2 separate regions of the Homo sapiens genome follow, and region 2 is linked to region 1. A link is a contact called in ENCODE Hi-C or POLR2A ChIA-PET data. All regions are on one chromosome and are shown on one strand. Each heading gives the region's core, a stretch centred on a gene start or an enhancer-like site at or near the end of the contact. The rest is flanking DNA. Distances are from core to core; before and after follow the strand shown. Region 1 holds the start of PCAT5 (prostate cancer associated transcript 5). Region 2 has its middle 590 kb from the start of LINC02630.

What was found. Hi-C counts contacts between places; a loop is a spot of excess contacts on that map. ChIA-PET counts read pairs that join two places held with the same protein, here RNA polymerase II (POLR2A). Pooled maps may share reads with other maps.
Region 2: a loop to region 1 is called in a map of heart right ventricle, with 2.5 times the contacts of the local background. The contact joins the enhancer-like site here to the promoter of PCAT5 in region 1. A Hi-C loop is called at or near these places in 3 of 168 maps with a recorded cell type or tissue (PC-3, heart right ventricle and mammary epithelial cell) and 2 of 50 pooled maps. POLR2A ChIA-PET finds 5 or more read pairs at or near these places in 1 of 52 experiments (endothelial cell of umbilical vein).

What each region holds. Positions count from the first base shown.
Region 1 is chr10:35,775,632-35,782,279 of GRCh38, reverse strand. PCAT5 (prostate cancer associated transcript 5) reads right to left here and starts at 3,978. Exons shown (of 3, transcript NR_110138.1): 1 at 3,765-3,978.
Region 2 is chr10:36,487,009-36,493,656 of GRCh38, reverse strand. No RefSeq gene overlaps it. Among named protein-coding and RNA genes, the nearest start is that of LINC02630, 590 kb to the right of the region's middle. Within about 2 kb of position 3,850, at least 7 of the 41 ENCODE cell types and tissues checked have a DNase peak (open chromatin) inside an H3K27ac peak, as active enhancers do; they include PC-3, endothelial cell of umbilical vein and heart right ventricle, where a contact is called at or near this core.

The DNA.
Region 1 (6,648 bases), core at 2,729-5,228:
ATCTTTCTTCTCCCAGGACAGATGAAGAATCTCCTATCATTAACCCAGGAGGACACTTACAAGTTGTGAGCTCCAAAGAAAAATCTGAAGCAGCCAAGCATATTTCATGAGCCCCTTGCAGTGGATTCATGGCCCCTGCCTTCACTGATGCCAACTGAACTATAATAGAATAATGATTCTCACCACCATCTTCATCAGACTTGTTAATTTTGTAGGAAGCAGCCACCCCAAGCCTCCCCAAAACAGATTCTCATATTCTCTAACCATAGAAAGGAGGCTTAGAGGATTAGAAGTTCAGAACAATTCCAGAGAGATTGGTTTTTTAATGCTTATGAGGAGAACTCGAATGGAAAACTATTAAGTAGTGTTATAGAGGAATCTGATCAAGGTGGTTCTGCATAGAATTAAGATGTTGTAAGATGGAGCCCAGGTCGAAGTCAGAATGAGACGCCCACCAGAGGGCGTTCCCTGGAGGACTTCCAATACTAGAAACAGGAGGTTGAGAAGTTTGTCCAAAACATGTGCCGGGATAGCTGGGGAAATACTGTTCTCTTTTCTCTAGGAATGTGAGTTGCAAGCAAAATGCAAAGCATCCCCACAAAAAAGAAACTATACTTCTAAAGTTTATGACAAAGGCAATGCCCTGAAAACAAGCTACCATTAATGTGTTAAACTGAATATTCAATGGATACTAAAATGGAATAATGGGAGGTGTCTTAGTCCATTCCAGCTGCTATAACTAAATACCTTAGACTGGATAATACATAACAGAAATGTATTGTTCACAGTTCTGGAGGTTGGGAAGTCCAAGATCAAGGCACCAGCAGATTCCGTGTTTGATGAGGGTTCTCTGCTTCATAGATGGCACCTACTTGCTATGTGCTCACATGACAGAAGGGGCAAACAGGTTTCCTAAAGCTTCTCTTATAAAGGCATTGATCCCATTCAGGAGAGTGGAACCCTTGTGACCTAATCCCCTCCCAAAGGCTGCACCTCTTAAATACCATTGCATGGGAGACTAGGTTTCAATGTATTAATTTTGGGAGGACATAAACTTTCAGCTCATAGCAGGGAGCACGATTCCTCTTTCTTCCTGATTTTCACTGCAGAAGGTGGACCTCCACTGGCTGACATTCCTCATTTCTCTGTAAGTCTTTGATCACTTTGTTCCTAGGAAAGGTGATACACTTAACTGATGGTTAAATCTGAGGTAGAGTTTCAGGAGGATTGGTACCAGCTCTTCTTTGTATGTTTGGTAGAATTTGGCTGTAAACTCATCTGCTCTTGGGCTTTTTGTTGTTGCTGGGAGACTTTTTATTGATTCAAGCTCACTATTTGTTACTGGTCTCTTCAGGATTTCTATTTCTTCCTGGTTTAATGTTGGGAAGTTGTATGTTTCCAGGAATTTATCCATTTCCTCTATGTTTTCTAGTTTGTGGGCATATTGTTGTTTCTAGTAGTCTCTGATGATCTGTTGTATTTCTGTGGTATCATTTGTAATGTCTCCTTTTGAATTTCTGATTATGTTTATTTGGACCTTTTCTTTTCATAGTCAAGCTAGGAATCCATCAATTTTCTTCATCTGTTTCATTTTGTTCCTCACTTGTATTGTTCTTTTTTCTCAATTTCATTGAGTTCTCCTCCGATCTTTGAAGTAAATGACTCCATATGCATGGCTCTTTGTCTTAGGGAAAAACCTGTGCTCAGAGAGCCAGTGTTCTCTGTGACCAGTGCTGTGAGTTGCACTAAGTCTCACGGTTGTGGGATGAATTGTGTCCCAGCCCTCCACCTAAAAGACATATTGAAGTCCAAACCCCAGTGAGAAGTGAAGCCAGCTGGACTTCCTGGGTCAAGTGGGGACTTGGAGAACTTTTCTGTCTTACAAGAGGATTGTAAAATGCATCAGTACTCTGTAGTTAGGATTGTAAAATGCACCAATCAGCATTCTGTGGCTAGCTAGACGTTTGTAAAATGGACCAATCAGTGCTCTGTAAAATGGACCGATCAGCAGCACTGTGTAAAATGGACCAATCAGCAGGACGTGCATGGGGACAAATAAGGGAATAAAAGCTTGTCACCGCAGCCAGCAGTGGTAACCAGCTTGGGTCCCCTTCCATGCTGTGGAATCTTTGTTCTTTTGCTCTCCACAATAAATCTCTTTGTTGCTCACTCTTTGGGTCCACATCACCTTTAAGAGCTGTAACACTCACTGCGAAGGTCCGTGGCTTCATTCCTGAAGTGAGACCACGAACCCACCAGAAGGAACAAACTCCAGACACACCAGGACCTCAAAATGTGACCTTATTTGTAAATGGAGTCTTTGTAGATGAAATTGTTAAGATGAAGTCATAAGTGCGGGCTCTAAATCCAACATGAATGGTGTTGTTATAAGAAGAAAATTTGGCCAGCCATGGTGGCTCACACCTGTAATCCCAGCACTTTGAGATGCTGAGGTGGACGGATCACTGGAGGTCAGGAGTTCGAGACCAGCATGGCCAACGTGGTGAAACCCCATCGCTACTAAAAATAGAAAAATTAACCAGGCATGGTGATGCATGCCTGTAATCCCAGCTACTCAGGAGGCTGAGGCAGGAGAATCACTTGAACCTAGGAGGTAGAAGTTGCAGTGAGCCGAGATCATACCACTACACTCCAGCCTGGGCAACAGAGCAAGACTCCATCTCAAAAAAGAAGAAGGAGAAGGAGAAGAAGAAAAAAGAAATTGGACACAGACCAAGATAAACAGAGAGAAGGCCATGAAAGAGCTGAAGTGGAGATCTAAGTGATGCAGCCACAAGCCAAGGATTGACAGCTCCACCAAAACCTAGGAAGAGATAAGGAAGGAAGGACTCCCTCTTATGGGTTTTGGAGGGAGGAAGACCCTACCAACACCTTGATCTTATACTTCTAGCCTCCAGAACTATGAGATAACAAATTCCTATTGCTTCAAGCCATCTAATTTGTGGTACTTGATTATGGACCTGTAGCAAACCAGCACACCCACCCTCCCGCATGGCCTCCCTGATCCCTGAGACAAAACAATATTGAAATTGGGCCAATGAAGAACCTTATATTGGCCTCTAAGTGTTCAAGTAAAAGGAAGAGTTGCACTTGTCTCACTTTAAATCAAAAGCTAGAAATGATTAAGCTTGGTGGGGAAGGCCAGTGCTGCGCTGCCTGGGAGTGGAGGGGGACCTGCCTCTAGGCTCGGTATTCACAAGCACACTTGGCTGTCAGCCCTAAAGCCACATTCTCCAACTTTGCTCTTTTTAACTTGATATTTTAACCCTATCTGTCTCTCTTAGTTTAAATTTTCAAATTCTTTATATCCCCAGCAAAGTTGAGAATGACATTTATTGAGAGCCCTTCAAAAACACCAACCTCACACAGCTAAATAAGGTATACCACACAACCCTCCACACTGGGGGGAGTCTCTTAGGAGACAAAAATTATCTTTCCAAGTACACATTTCTTGTCCTATAACTTCCATAGGTATTCCATACATTTTTCCAACAACATAGCTAAATGGAAAGTTGTTGAAAGAAATAAAGTTAATGAAATCGAGAAGTTGTTGAAATAAAGAATGTTGACCACAGCTGTCATACTATGATATAAATCCTAATGTTTAGGTTAAACATAGTACTATAATTGGCCTTAGGACAGAAAGAACTGTTTTAAAACGAGAGGCCAATGTTCAGTGCACTGTGGCAACCACAGACAGGAAGACAGCCCTGGCCAGGCAGCTGCGAACTCCGGCAACTTACTGTAACATCCGCATTTGGAGATGAGGATGTGGGGTCACAAAAGTAGCAAAGTGCAGAGCTCATTTTCCATTTCAAAATCCAGTTATTTTTCTAGGATTCCAAATTGTTATCGTGAAAATGCTTAACTCACTGCCAAGGAAAGCATTTCCATTTTACACGGTACATGTCTCATTTGCAAAGGTTTGCTTCCCTGATCTTGCTGCAGCCTCAGGAGATAAGAAGCGCACAGCTCGGGCTCCTGATTGGGCCAAAGCTTCAGGACGGAATCAGGGACATTTACCAGGAACAAACAGCCCAGCTTATACACTGGCCACAGTGAAGGTAACCAGTGGGGGAATGAGAGTACGTTGCATTCTGCTGATTTTTAAGTTGACCTCCACTCTTTCTTCAGAGGCATCTTCCTTCACAAACTGGGTTATACCATTGTTCATTGCTCTGCTTACAGGGGCCTCTTGCATCTCCTTGTCTCTGATCCTGGAAACAAGTTCTCCAGGCTTTTACATCTGGCCACAGACTGTGTGAAGTGTGAGCAGCTGGAGGACAATTCTATTATCTCCAGAAGCTGCTCCTCCACCCACAGAATGACTCTGAAGCCTCTAGGGAGGCATAGCAAATGCATTTCCCTACTCCTCTATTTCCAACATAAATCACAATGGGTGGCACTACATGCACACTATACTTCACTTTCGGAGCTGCATAGAGTTCCCAAGTCAGCTAAGGGCATATCTTCTGTGTTGTGCATATTTTATTTATTTTATTTTATTTTATTTTATTTTATTTTATTTTATTTTATTTTATTTGAGACAGAGTCTCACTCTGTCATCCAGGCTGGAGTACAGTGGCATGATCTCAGCTCACTGCAGCCTCCACCTCTCAGGTTCAAGTGATTCTCCTGCCTCAGCCTCCCAAGTAGCTGGGATTACAGGCGTACGCCACCACACCCAGCTAATTTTTGTATTTTTAGTAGAGACGAGGTTTCACCATGTTGGCCAGGTTGGTCTTGGACTCCTGACCTCAGGTGATCCACCCTCCTCAGCCTCCCAAAGTGCTGGGATTACAGGCATGAGCCACCACGCCGGGCCCATACTTTAGCTTTTAGAAGTAGATACACTTCCAAGAAAACAATTGTTTGCTCAGCTACAGGCATGCCTCGTTATATTGTGCCTTGCTTATTGCTCTTTGCAGATGGTGCACTCTTTACAAATTGAAGGTTTGGGCAACCCTGCATCAAGCAAGCATCTTGACACCATTTTTCCAACAGCATGTGGCTCACTTAGTGCCTGCGGGTCACATTTTGATAATTCTCACAATATTTCAGACTTTTTCATTATTATAATATCTATTATGGTGACCTATGGTTAGTGATATTGCGCATTACTATTGTAATTGTTTTGCCTATGTAAAGCAACAAACTTAATGTGTAAAGGTTGTATGCGTGTCTTTGGTTTTACCGACCAGCCATTCCCCCATTTCTCCCTCTCCTCAGGCCTCCCTGTTATGTGAGATGCAAGAATATTGAAATTAGGCCAATTAATAACTCTACAACGGCCTCTGAGTGTTCAAGTGAAAGGAAGAGTCACACATCTCTCACTTGAAATCAAAAGCTAGAAATGATTAAGCTTAGTGAGGAAGGCATGTTGAAAGCTGAGACAGGCTGAAAGCTAGGCCTCTTGCACCAGCCAAGCTGTGAATGTAAAGGAAAAGTTCTTGAAGGAAATTAAAAGTGCTTCTCCAGTGCACACAGGAATGATAAGAAAGTGAAACAGGCTTGCTGCTGATAGGGAGAAAGTGTGAGTGGTCTGGATAGATCAAACCAGCCATGACATTCCCTTAAGCCAAAGCCTAATCCAGAGCAAGACCCTAACTCTCATCAATTCTATGAAGGCTGAGAGAGGTGAGAAAGTTACAGAAGAAAAATGTGGAGCCAAATTTGCTCATAAGATTGAGAGAAAGAAGTTGTCTCCACAGCATAAAAGTGCAAGGTTCCGAAGCACCAAGTGCTGATGGAGAAGCTGCAGCAAATTATCCAGAAGATCCAGCTAAGATCATTGAAGTAGGTGGCTACACTAAACAACAGATTTTCAGTGTAAACAAAACAGCTTTCTATTGCAAGAACATACCATCTAGATCTTTCTTAGCTAGAAGGGAGAAGTCAATGACAGACTTCATAGCTTCAAAGGACAGGCTGACTCAAAGTTAAGTGAAGGGTTAATGCAGCTGGTGACATTAAGTTAAAGCCAATACTCATTTACCATTCCAGAAATCCTAGGGCCCTTAAGAATGATTCTAAATCTACTCTGCCTGTGCTCTAGAAATGGAACAACAAAGCCCAGATGACAGCACATCTGTTTACAGTATGGTTTACTGAATATTTTAAGCCTACTGTTGAAACTTGCTCAGAAAAACATATATTCTGTTCAAAATATTACTGCATGTTGACAATGCACCTGGTCACCCAAGAGTTCAAGAGATGTACAAGGAGATGAATGTTGTTTTCGTGCCTGCTAACACAGCATCCATGCTGCAGCCCATGGATCAAGGAGTCATTTCAACCCTCAAGTCTTATTATTTAAGAAACACATTTCATAAGGCTATAACTGCCATAGACAGTGATTCCTCTGGAGGATCTGGGCAAAGTAAATTGAAAACTTTCTGAGAAGGATTCACCATTCTAAATGCCATTAAAAACATTCACAACTCATGAGAGGAGGTCAAAATATCAACATTAACAGGAATTTGGAAGAAGTTGATTCCAACCTTCATGGATGACTGAGGGATTCAAGACTTCAGTGGAGGAAGTCACTGCAGATGTGGTGGAAATAGTAAGAGAACTAGAATGAGAAGTGGAGCCTGAAGATGTGACTGAATTGCTTCAATTTCATGA
Region 2 (6,648 bases), core at 2,601-5,100, 710 kb before region 1:
AAGTGGAAGGTCACTGTGATGTCTAAGTGTATCATATGACTTCAGGGGTTCAGACATGGCAATTCTTTCTCCTGATGCATTAATTGTATAATTGGAGAGGGTAAGTATTAAATATCAAAAATCAGTATATTTATCTTAATTTTGGATATATTTTGAATTATTTACTGACAATTATAGTTTCAAGTAGAAAAGCATAGAAGTGTTTGTTAATGATTCTGGAACACAAAGCCAAGACAACTTCGTATAGTTACCAAAAGGGACAGCAGTTTGGCATATGTCAGCTTCTGGCTCCAACTGGTCTAAGTGGAAAACACACACACACACACACACACACACACACACTGCCTGCAAAGAAAGTAGTGATCCTGGTCCTGCTATGAGCTGAACATTGAATTTTATGCAAATCAGCTCAGTTTCCTTGTCTGGAAACTTGCAATTTACTATCCCCATATCTATTCTACCTACCTCAAACAACAGATATGAAAAGAAGTTACAAACTTATATAGAAGTGGACTGAAAAATAAAGCAAGTTCTACTAGAGAACAGCTACAGAAGGTTCTATTATGATTATTTATTTGGTTTAATGACTCACAGGAATCGTGCTCACCATGGCTTCATGGCAGAGCTGTAACATTTTTCCTGGTCCTGAGCCCACTTTGACTTGGATGCTCTGCAGTCTGGGTTTTTATGGCAGAGACGTTCTGACTCTAGGTGAAGTGAGATGTGAATTTGGATATTTTTTGCAGTTTTCCACAGAAGAGAATTGACCTTTTCAAAACATCAGCCCAGTTCTTTAAAAAGTGGATGCTATTTCTTCTATTATGGGATTCAATCACTTTCCCAGGCAATGAAATAATTGTAGCATGGCATTTTATCAGGAGATGGAGCTAGCTCTCTTGATTTTTCTCAAACAAGTGACAAAAGGTTTTGTAAAAGGTCAGATCACTTTGTGAGACACTCAGTCAAAGAAATAAGAACAAATCTAGGCCACTTTGGGTCGATGAGAGGCCTGATAATTTTTGGAGCACAGAGAAAAAGAAAAATAACCAATCCAACAAAATGGAGCAACATGGAATGTGGTGAAAATAAGGATGATTTTTCCTGCATGTACCCTCTTTATCCCTGTGGGCAATGTCCCTTCTGTATGGCTCAGCTTTCCATTATGGGTGACCATTTGGACAGTGAGCAATATCTCTGTATCACATGGGCTAACAAGCTGAAGTAACAGAATATTCTAGAAGCCTCGGCAGGAGTTGTATGGTAGACTGAGGGAGATCGAGACATAATGATGATATCATCCAGACCCTCTTCCTCCCTTGTTGAGCTTCATGGTGTTCTTCCTGGACTCCATTCCCCACTTAAAAATTCACTATTGGAAAGATATGAGATGAGTGACAAACGGCTGTAAGTACACAGGACAGCCCAGATGGCAGGTAGGAGAGTGGGGGCTCTGACATAAGAACTAAATGCATCTTACATGTGTGGAGGGAGTGCTGTGTATAACTGGGAACTCCCCTCCCCAGGGACCTGAGACAGTAGAGCAAAGAAGAATACTAGCATTCTCCTGTTTAGGGCCTGCTTTGTCCATTAGAAGGAGAAAGAATAATTCATTCTAACAAGTATTTCAGGCTTTCAGAACATGCTCTTTTAGAATTTGTTTAAATAATCAGTTTCATAGGTCTTTGAAAGTCATACAGAGCAAATAAAATAATTCTGCCTACTGTTCTCTCAGCTTTCCATGTGGGTTTTTGCTATGAGTTGTTACCTAATAACAAAATCTGTAGGATTTTGCTAAACAGACACATTATTCCACTACCAATGAAATTAATAAGAGTTTGAAACACATGCTTACGATACCATTATTGTTATTAATTCCCTAATAGACTGATCGATCACTTTCGATTAGGTGATTTTTTTATTGTTGTCTGTATTGTTCTTTTTATCGCCGACACCTACCAATGTACCTGATATGGCAATAGAAACTAAATAGATGTTTGTTGATAAATGAATAAACCCTTAACTATGTGTGAGACAATATAACAGGTGCCCATATAGAGGACGTGCACTTATATCTTTATATTCAGTGTCTTTATCTAGGAAATGAGAATGTTTGGACCTATTGTAGCTACCACACAGAGTTGGTCTAAAAACCAAACTCTAAATCTAAAAGGAAGTTCATTGAAAAATTAAAAGTGTTCTAAAATAAAATATGTCATTGTCCAGCAATTACATGACCATATTATGAATCATAGTGATGTCCCCCAAAACCTCATTGCATCTGTCAAAGTTGATTCCCATAGATGCTGGTCCTTTCCCAGATGGCACTATGTTAAAGAAGTCTTCATCTCAGTTCAGTTCTCATTTTTTTTTTTTTTTTTTTTGAGACAGAGTCTTGCTCTGTCGCCCAGGCTGGAGTGCAGTGGTGAGATCTCGGCTCACTGCAAGCTCCGCCTCTCGGGTTCACGCCATTCTCCTGCCTCAGCCTCCTGAGTAGCTGGGACTTCTGGCACCCGCCACCATGCCCGGCTAATGTTTTGTATTTTTAGTAGAGACAGGGTTTCACCATGTTAGCCAGGATGGTCTTGATCTCCTAACCTCGTGATCCACCCGCCTTGGCCTCACAAAGTGCTGGGATTACAGGCGTGAGCCACCACACCCGGCCCAGTTCTCATCTTAATCTAAGGCACTGTATTCTAAAGAACAAGTCTACAACCAAGCTACTTGTTCATGTAATCATCTGGGAGTGGAAGATGGTCCACAAAGATAAATTTACAAATCAAATAGTGGTTATGAAATGTGCTGCCACAGGAAGACTCTTAGGAAATGCAAAAATAAGATAGGCTAAGGAAAATCAAAACAAGTAATCAGTTGAAATAAAGGGCATTGTGTGAAAACATAAGAAAAAGGAGTAACATGCTATGAGGATTTAATAGAAAGATAAGTAAATAACTCCATGGCAAGAAACTGGAATTAAACAATAGCAATTTCCCTCACAGGTCACACTCAAAACGCTGTTAACCTTTATCTCCTGTGCTGACTGAGACAGGAAGAAAGAAAAAAGGGAGCAGTCTGGAATGAATGAGAAACACAAAGAATGACTAGGCCAAAAAGGGAGAAGCTGGCAATACCTAAGGATAAACGGCAGAGAAGTTCAAGTGTGTAAACTCATGAGTAAATCCATGTAGGGGCCCTAGGGAGGAGAACTCTAGCTCTCATCTCAGACCTCCTGAAAGCAGCCATCAGTGTTATTTTAGTCTTGTTTTTGATGGCAAACCCTTACTGTTGCCCAAGGTCATGACCTTCAAGGGGGCAGTAGTTCACTAATATCCACTGGAGATGAGAATGGTTTGCAGACCTGTAATTAGAATAAAATGTGTAGAGATTTTTTACACGGGTTGTCCCAAAAGTGACTTTTTCTCCAGACACAACCCGGTAAGTGTTTTTCTGATGCCTACTTTTTCATTATAATGATGCCTCAGGGAATCCATGAAGGAAAAAGAAATTCAATCTGGCTATGAGTAAGAGTGCTGCTAGAAGAGCTTAACATTCTTTAGCACTTTTTTCTCCCTCAAAAAGGAAACAATGGACTTAAGTGTTTTTAAAAATGTGCTGACTTCTATCAGGGTTTTCGGATAAACTGATAGGAAGGCTACGGCTCCTAGGCCTTGCCCACTGGGCTTGGAGAGAAAATTCTCCCCAAGTTGGGTCCCCTCCTCTAAACAGGATTCAGTTCAAGGAGCTAGCCTCCCCTAGATCTCCTCCAAGTGGATGCACTCAGATGAGAGGCGCTGGTCTCACCATGCTCCCCTACTCCAGGACCTCCCCTGAAGGCCTGGCCTCATGGGTCCAGCCGAGAGGAACTCTACACAGTTATTTCTGGCCAAGAGTCATTGGCTCCAACCCAGCAAGAAAATATTTCCTGATTCTTTTTTATTTTCAAGCTAAGGTCAAAAGAACTTTAGAATCCAACAGAGGGTTTTCCAGTATCTTTCACTTGTTCTGTGTGCAGGACAACAGCTTGAAGGAAAGGAGGGTTCCTGTTCTCACTTTGACAGATGGCATGTCACACCTCAGAAAAAGGGGCTGAGCAGAGCTATCACAGGCACTGTGAAATTATATGAATAATCAAAATGTTTTCTTTGAGTGGCCATACAATGACTTTCTTGTGAAAAAGTCAGAGACTAGTCGGGAAATGTACTCAAGAGTCTAGACTCTTTCAGCTACCACTTATTTAAAAGAGGAAGGAAGGCCAGGCGCGGTGGCTCACGCCTATAATCTCAGCACTTTGGGAGGCCGAGGCGGGTGGGTCAGGAGTTACAGACCAGCCTGGCATATGGTGAAACCCTGTCTCTACTAAAAATACAAAAATTAGACAGTCATGGTGATGTGCGCCTGTAATCCTAGCTACTCTGGAGCCTGAGACAGGAGAATTGCTTGGAGACAGAAGAATTGCTTGAACCCAGGAGGTGGAGGTTGCAGTGAGTTGAAATCGCACCACTGGACTCCAGCCTTGGCGACAGAGTGAGAATCCATCTCAAAAAAAAAAAAAAAAAAAAAAGCAAGGAAATGAGGGTGCAGGAGTGGGGAAAGTAGTGGTAGGGTGGGAGCTGAAAATTGTCCTGGTTCGGAAACAAATTGGTCTTAGGGAAATGCAAGTCAGAATGACAATGAGATACCGCTTCACACCCATTAGCATGGCTGTGATTAAAAAACTAACAACCAAACAAACGAAAAAACAGAAAATAAATATTGGTGCAGATTGGAGAAATGTGAATCCTCTACATAGGTGGTGGAGTGTAAAATGGTGCAGCTGCTGTGGAAAACAGTAAGGCTATCCCTCAAAACACTAAATATAGAATTATCACGTGACTTGGAAATGCCACTGCTGAGCACGTGCCTCAAAGAATTGAAAGCAGAGACTTGGGCAGATATCTGTATACCCATGTTAATAGCAGCATTACTTAATAATACCCAAAACAATCCAAATACTCATTGATAGATGCACGGATAAACAATATATGGTAAATAGGCATATTGAAATATTATTCAGCCTTAAAAGAGGAGGAATTCTGAAACATGCTACATGAAAGAACCTTGAAAACAACATGCTAAGTGACACAAGCCAAACACAAAAGGAAATAGGTTGTATGAGTCCGTTTATGGGAAGTATTATGCCTAGCATAATCATATTTCTAGAGACAAAAAGTAGAATGGAGGTTGGAAAACTGAATCATAACAGTTTTCCAAATGTACAGCCCTCTGGAGGGAAGGGGAAATAGGGAGTTATTGTTTAATGTGTACAGAGCTTCAGTTTGGGAAGAAAAAAATTCTGAAGATGAATGGCGGTGATGGTTGGATTATAGTGCAAATGTACTTAATGCTACTGTACTATATGCTTAAAATGGTAAATTTGATATCCTTTAATGTGGTATATTTTTGCTAGATATACACACACAGATTTGGTAGCTTCACCAAAAGCAGAGTTTCTCCACTGCCGTTTATATACCAATGCCACCCTCGGGAATCTTCAGTTATGACATTTCTATGTTCAGTATCCTCCACCAGGCAGCAAGCAGCACTCACACACATTTGATAAGGAAGGCCTCATTCTCTTTGCCCTGCCAAGAAAAAATTGAGAGCAAGACTGTAGAAGATACAATTCCACTGTTTAAAGAACTTTCAATACAAATATATATCTAAATATTTGAATAAATCACATTACTGTCATGATTTTAAATGTACATTGATATGTAATGTTTTTCCCCACAGAAGACCTGTGGCTCAATAGAACAGGAAATAGGGTCCCCTCTATAAAGATGAAGGCTCTATAGACTGAAAGCTCTTTGGTAATGCAACTAGGAAGAGAGTAAAGGGACTGAAATTTAGTTTCCAACTATATTACTATATTCCACAGTGTCTTATTTCGTATGGGAAGGCTGAGTTAAACAGTTGCATAGGGTAAGCCAGAGATTTAAATCAAGCCACAGGATTAATTTCCTTAAATTGCAGGCTGCATTGAGGACAACCTTATAAATATCATCTATTTTATTCCTCACCGTAATCTCAGTGCTTAGAAAGATACCTGGCACAAGGTGGATGTTCAGCAAATATTTACTGGCACAATTAAGGGACCTTAAGCTTTACATTTTCTGAGAGAAGAACACTGTTGTTATATGGAAAATTAACTATAAGATAAGGTCTTCAGAACTGTAGGCTTGTTTCGATTTTGGAAAATAACATTCATACAGAAAAAATGTATAAATCATATATGTAAGTTGTAATCAGTAAAGGGAATGGGAAAAATTTTAAAAAACACTTTAAACAGGTCAAAATAATGAGAACATGACAAACATCCCAGAACCTGCCTTCGTCCTCCTTATCATCACCTCCTCCTCCATGTCCCCTGGAGCCAAACACTTTCCTAATGTTACAATAATTGCCTTCTTCTTTGGTTTTATATTTCCACTGCCTGTGTGTATCTCATTAAACACTGTATTTTAGGCTGGGCGCGGTGGCTCACGCCTGTAATGCCAGCACTTTGGGAGGCCGAGGTGGGCGGATCACGAGGTCAGGAGATCGAGACCATCCTGGCTAACATGGTGAAACACCATCTCCACTAAAAATACAAAAAATTAGCTGGGCATGGTG